Linked DNA regions of Mus musculus: region 1 is linked to region 2. Evidence: chromatin contacts called from ENCODE POLR2A ChIA-PET data. All regions are on one chromosome and are shown on one strand. Each heading gives the region's core, a stretch centred on a gene start or an enhancer-like site at or near the end of the contact. The rest is flanking DNA. Distances are from core to core; before and after follow the strand shown. Region 1 holds the start of Rpl18a (ribosomal protein L18A). Region 2 holds the start of Rab3a (RAB3A, member RAS oncogene family).

Region 1 (3,273 bases), core at 750-3,249, 140 kb before region 2:
ATCAGGACTTACCTAGTCACCCTAGCACAGACTTCCCTTTTTCTCCTTAAAACCCACTCCTGCAGAAGCACCTGCTATGCCCAATCCAGAGGCAGCTCCCCCCACCCCTGCTTGTCCCTGGGGGGATAAATAAATGTCCTTTGTACTGAGGATCAGATGTCTGGGTCTGTTCCTCCTCAGAGTGTAAGGCCTGTTGCAGACAAGGGAAACCCAGGGTACTAGGTAGTTTAGGGTCTGAAGGCATTTTAGGGTCTGAGGACTGGTTACAATATCCTGCCTAGTTCTGCAAGGCACAGGACTGAAGTTACTAAGGCAGGGACATCTCTGCCTAGGGACTGAGGGATAAAAGCAGGTGGCCTGAGATCCCAGATTAACAGGTGTACTGCAGAAGAACAAAGGCACAGGGGACAAGCCAGTCAGTGGACCTCAAAGTCCAGAATACTCACTAGCCTGTGGTGACAGGGCTGTTGTGACAGAAACCTGAGGTCTTACCAACAGGTGGCCCTGCTGGGATTCTTCATAGCCCCTAGGAGAGGAGCCATTTGGAGAGGAGGTCTGTTAAGGCTAGAGCCTGTCGCCACTCAGGAGAGGCCAAGGGGGGCATCTGCAAAGCAGGAAGTGAAACTGAACCGCCAGCACCTGTCCTGTTCACCCAGCTGAGGGTCTTGTAAACTCTGAATTTACATCAAAGCCCAGACCAAGGTTAAGGCTGGGCCTGTGGATACCAACTTTTTCCTCACACAGCTGTTTCTCCATTCCTTTCCCTGTGCCCTCTCAGGGCACAGCTTGCACCCCAGCATCTGTCCTGCATCTTACAGAATGTATCTACCCCACTTCAGCAGCCTCCAGAACACAGGTTGGAGCAATGTGTTCCAGCAGAGGTGGACTGTGTCCTAGCCTGCCCATTGCACACCGACATGTTATTAAGCTGTTTATTTTGGGGTGGGAAGGCTGTAAGATGAGATCTTTCTGTGTAGCCAAGGCCATCTTTCCTGAGCCTCCTGGCTCACTCTCCCATTTGTAAGACCTCAGGCATGCAACACCACGCCCAATTTCTAAATCTTACAACTATCTTATGGGACGGGGAGTGTTAATGCGGCTGGGGAAACTGAGGGATCACACTTGAATGCGCCTGAGCACAATGGAAATGGGGGACCTAGAAGCACACATCCCAGCATTGCATTGCGTTGCGGCTGAGCCAAAAAACGCGCTCGCCACCTAGTGGCCATTAGCGGAAACACACGGCGGATATTGTCGCCTTCAGGTACAGGACCTGGCCAGGAAAATGACAAAGTTAAGACAGAGTGACACAGCTCTGATACAATTCTATAAAGAAAATAGTTACGTGGGCTGGCAGGTGGCACACTCCAGCATCCCAAGAACTAGGAAGAGGCAGGAGAATTACAGTGAGTTACAGGCTAGTTTGGGCTACATTATCTCAATAAACAGTAAAAAACAAACAAACAAACCAAACTAATGACAGAGAAAAAGATAGATGGGGCTGGAGAGAGAACAGCAGTAGCTAAGAGCACATACAGGGATCGATTCCCAGCATTCACCTCACAACTTTTAACTCCAGCACTGAGGAACTGACGCCCTCTGCGGGCCTCCGAGGCACCAGACACGAAGGTGGTGCAAGCAAATAAAAAAGATGGATGATGGGTCATAGATGGGTAGATACACAGAAGGATGATGTAGAAAGTGGGAAGAAAAAGATGAAAAAAGAGAGAGACAGAGAGAACTAAAAATCCGGAATCTAACTAGGAACCACGATTACGCGTAGACTCCCAGGATCCCTCGCGCACGACGATGGGGCGTCCCGGGAGAAACTTGCAAAGGCCCGTCGCGCTGCTCTCTGGGAACTGTAGTCTCCGTGAAGAGAGGCGGGACTTATACGTAGCTGATCGGTACCCAATAAAAAAGCCAAGAACTTAGACCGCTACTAGCTGTACCCAATGGAAGCACCGCATCAGGAGGGCGGGACTTCCGTCAGAGACCATGGTGAGAGCCTGCGCGAAAGACAACACTTCCTTTTGTGACTGGCGGTGAACGAGTGCGCAGTGCCATGAAGGCCTCGGGCACGGTAAGGAGGCCGCGGCGGGGCAAAAGGTGCGGCGTTGGCGGCAGGGCCGCTCGGGTTGGCTGTGTCCTCCGGGGTGGTGGTGCGTTCGTCGCGAGGGTCCCTCAGCGGTTACGGGCAGCTCTCCTCGCCCACAGCCTCCTTGCGGCCAACATGGCGGCCGCCGCGTGCTGGGCGGCCGAGGACGGAGCGGGTTAGATCGGGGTGCACCGGAAGGCCCTCCGCCTTTTCGTGTATATCAGCGTTACACTCCTTTTCGTTGCCAAATCTAGCCCCGTGGTTCTTTTAGTCTTTTTTTCCTTCGAGACAGGGTTTTCTCTGTAGCCCTGGCTGTCCTGGAACTCACTCTGTAGACCAAGCTGGCCTCGAACTCAGAAATCCGCCTGCCTCTGCCTCCTGAGTGCTGGGATTAAAGGCGTGTGACACCACGCCCGGCTGGCTTGTTTTAGTCTCTTATGAGGTTTAAAGCTAACCTGGTCTATTTAGACTGGAGTGGACACGCGGCCCGCCTTAGGTTTAGAGAGCATTTGGTAAGCTTGCGGCCTGTCCCCAGCGCTGGCTACACCGAGCCTGCTGCCACTTATCTCGGCACTTGAAATCGAAGCAGAGCGTCGCTAGAATCATCCTTAGCTAGTTCTAAAGGCTGGCTGACGGTAGCCTAGGGTGCCGGATCTCATACTGGCCCCGGTGTGTTGGACACAATCCTTCGGACTCTTGGTGAAAAGCTAGTCTGGAATCGTCAATTAGTCCCAATCCAGAGACAGTTTCTCTGTAGAACAAATGGCCTTTTTCCTGCTCTGGGATTAAAGACGTGAGCCACCTTTGCCATCTTGGCCTGGAGTTTCAGGGAGAGCAGAGCAGCCTGCCACATGTAGACCCTGAGGCAGCTTCGTAGCGGAGCACAAGCCTTCTGACTTGCCTCACACTGGGCTCGAGTGTATGAGCCCACTTTGGACACCCCTGCCTGTGGGAGGACTGAATCTCAGGCCGGCTCTGCCTCCACACCCCTCCCCCACATAGACAACTTTCTCTCCTGACATGTCTTTCAGCTTCGGGAGTACAAGGTGGTGGGGCGCTGCTTGCCAACCCCAAAATGCCACACACCACCACTGTACCGTATGCGAATCTTTGCACCCAACCATGTGGTGGCCAAGTCCCGCTTCTGGTACTTTGTGTCACAGCTGAAGAAGATG
Region 2 (3,211 bases), core at 282-2,781:
GATGAGTGGGGATGCTCGGGACTTAGGAAAACGGGAAGCTCATACTGGGATGGAGATGCAGGCCTTAAATCCCAGCGCCAGCCGATGGCTAGCCTCAGCTTCCTTTTGTGGGGGTTGGCAGGAAGACATCTCCCCTCCAGCCCTACACACCCAGATCTGCAGCTTGATCCTCTTGTCGTTGCGGTAGATGGTTTTGACCTTGAAGTCTATGCCAACGGTGCTGACAAAGGCTGGAGTGAAGGAGTCATCTGCGTAGCGGAAGAGGAACGAGGTTTTGCCCACGCTGCTGTTCCCAATGATCAGGATCTTGAACATATAGTCGAAGTTCTGGTCTGAGGACTCCTTCTGCCCATAGCGAGAGTCTGTGGCGGAAGCCATCTGCGGGAGGCGTGGCACAGAGGGCCTGAGGGGAGCATCAGGACCACGCACAGGGTGGGCACGGCACAGGGGTAGGTGAGGATACCCCCCAATGTCACATGCTCAACCCCCCCAACCAACATAAGGCAGAGCTGTGACCTTGACAGCACCAAGGTTTTAAGCAGGCTGTGAACCTCAGATTCCCCTGTACCCTGAGGGAAGACTGAGCCTCCTCTGCCTTCCCATCAGTCTCTCACAGAGACCCACACCGGAACATGAATACAGGAGGATCCCCAGTTCTCGCTCATCCTTATTTTTCTCCTGCAAGAACTGGGGCCCTGAGATAGCCACATCACGTGACGAAGACAGGATGAACGTAGGCTCACACACACAAAATCGCGAGCACAAGAGCGCGCACGCATACACACACACACACACACACAAGCACAATGAAGCATCTAGGGCAGGCAGACCCAAACACCTGCCCTGCATGCAAGAGTGGTGCTAACAGGCGAAACAAGCAGACATGTATGGTGTGTGCAAGCCCATGTGTGAGCACAGCTCCCTGCACCAATGCACGACTGTACCTGGCCATCCGGGAGGACACACCACACACGCGCATGGCTCCACACGCGTGTGAGCACATACTTGAACTAAGATCCACGCGCACCGCGCACGCGGACCATGCACGCACAACGTATCACAAGTGTGCACGCTGCGCGTCCTGCGGTCACTCGAGCCTCTCCATGCCCAGCGGGCGCGCACACGCGTGTTCACCCCACGAGCACGAGCACGCACAAGCCTCCCGCAAGGCCTGGCTTTCCCCTCCCCCTCTGTCGCAGAGCCCGGGCCCCAGGTGCCAGGTTAAGGGCGAGGGGTGCGGGATGCGGGACCAAGAATGCCAAATGCGAGACCCATAGCCACTACACCCGAGTTGCGCTCCCCTTGATCCCCCAGCTGTCAGTGAAACGCGGGCTCCTCAGTGTGTGGACCTGGGTTGCGCTCACCCTTACCCTCTCTAAGCTGAGACAACGCTGGCGACGGCGACCGTGGCGACTGCGCTGGCGACCGGGCCCCAGAAGAGGATGCGGGGGATGCAGGCGGCGGCGGGGGCTGCAGGCGGCAGCGGAGGAGGCTCAGGCCCCTGCAGTCCTAGCTGACGTCCTGCAAAGCCAGGGGCGGGGCTTTCTATGCAAACGAAGCTGTGACGTTAGGGGAGGGACTGCATCGACAGCCGCGGGACCACACTGGCCTGCGCCGGCAGAAGAGGGGCAGGGCCTGGTAAGCCACTGGAAGACGGGGCTCTAGGGAGGCATGAAGTTTCCATTGGCTGATGCTCTCGAGCGACGGACCGAATATCAAATCAGCGATTCCTACGTCTTTAGAGGCCCAATGGTGACTGCTAGGTGTTTGAAGGGCGGAGAGGCTGAGGCCAGGACCTAGCTCTGGTTGGAAACTTGTGGTTAGAAGTCCTTGCTTTTGAGACGTGAAGCACTCAGGAGTTTAGGTTTTGTTTTGAGAAATGGTCTCAAGTAACAAGCTGGTCTCGAACTTGCCAAGTAGCAGAGGCTGATCTTGAACTCTTGATCCTCCCGCCTGCACCTCACAAGTGTTGGATTGGCAGGCATACATCTTGATTACATTTTAGGGCTCAAAAAACTCATTAAAGACCACACAGAATTTTTAGTCCCAGCACTCAGAAGGGAGATGGAGGCAGATCTCTGTGAGTTCGAGGCCAGCCTGGTCTACAACGTGAGTTCCAGGACAGCAGGACTATGAAGAGAAACTTTGTCTCAAAAAACAAAATAAACAAGCAAATAAATAAATAATTTTTAAAAAAAGAAAGAAAGAAAGAACTGTTTTTTGATGGGCTGAGGATAATTCTCAGTTTGGTGGGGAACCTGCATCACAAAGACCTGGGTTGATCCAGGCTCCTGTTCTCTGCACTGGGAGGAGAAGGGAAGGAGGGGAGAAGCAGAAGTCCAAGGTGATCCTCAGTTACATAGTGTCTTAAAGTCAGCTTGATCCACATAAAACCCTGCCTCAAAGAAATAAAGGAGAAAATCCGGTCTGTGCAAAGAGAAAAGGGTCTGATGAGTCCCCAGAGAACCCCTTGCTTCCTTGCGCACTTAGGGCTCAGAAGTATCCTGACCCATAAGTCTTCCAAAATTGTAATGAAAGACCAAGGAAGCAGAGAAGATTCAAGAGTAGCTGCCCAACGCCCTTTACGATATGGACACTGGGACCCGGGTAACCCTGTGTCTCAGGAAGGTGGGCGCAGAAATGCAGACTTCCAAGCCGCTATGATACACACGACTCATTCCTGCAAATCTGCCTGTCAAGGTGGGAATCTGGGGTCTATCCTATTCTTCCTCTCCGTGCGGCCGGGCAGGGTCCCCATCGCTTCCATTCCCACAGGAAGCAGAACTGGGAACGTGTCCTGGCCCTGTTTATAGACCTCCCCGCCAGCTGCGGAGGCGCCAATGGACCAGAATAACTTGTCGCCTGGATGCTCGTCCACCCCCGCGAGGAGCCTGGAGCCCCGCCCAATCCGGGGCCGCTGGAGGAAGCTTATTTCCTGCTTCCCCTGCACTTCATGCAGAGACACAAAGTGACCATCAGTTTGTTACTTAGCGAGCTCCGGGCCCACGCGGAGGCTACTGTGGGGACCGGGACCGGGTTTGAGGACAGAAAGGGTGCAGGAGGAGCCTGGGACACTGGAGCCTGATTTGGATTTATTCCGAAGGGATAAGGTTAGGGGAGGAACCCATTTGCTTCCACCACCAAGCAAGGGCTCCAGGAGAACTGTGCTGGTAGCTCAGTAGGTGGCAAGGCTTCATCGGAACACTTGGAA

Evidence for each region. ChIA-PET counts read pairs that join two places held with the same protein, here RNA polymerase II (POLR2A).
Region 1: POLR2A ChIA-PET joins it to region 2 with 13 read pairs in embryonic stem cell. The contact joins the promoter of Rpl18a here to the promoter of Rab3a in region 2. POLR2A ChIA-PET finds 5 or more read pairs at or near these places in 4 of 5 experiments (Patski and embryonic stem cell).

Annotation. Positions count from the first base shown.
Region 1 is chr8:70,896,169-70,899,441 of GRCm38, reverse strand. Rpl18a (ribosomal protein L18A) reads left to right here and starts at 1,999. Exons shown (of 5, transcript NM_029751.4): 1 at 1,999-2,083; 2 at 3,130-3,273. The coding sequence starts at 2,066.
Region 2 is chr8:70,753,023-70,756,233 of GRCm38, reverse strand. It overlaps Rab3a (RAB3A, member RAS oncogene family), which reads right to left and starts at 1,531. Exons shown (of 5, transcript NM_009001.7): 1 at 1,371-1,531; 2 at 151-378. The coding sequence starts at 378.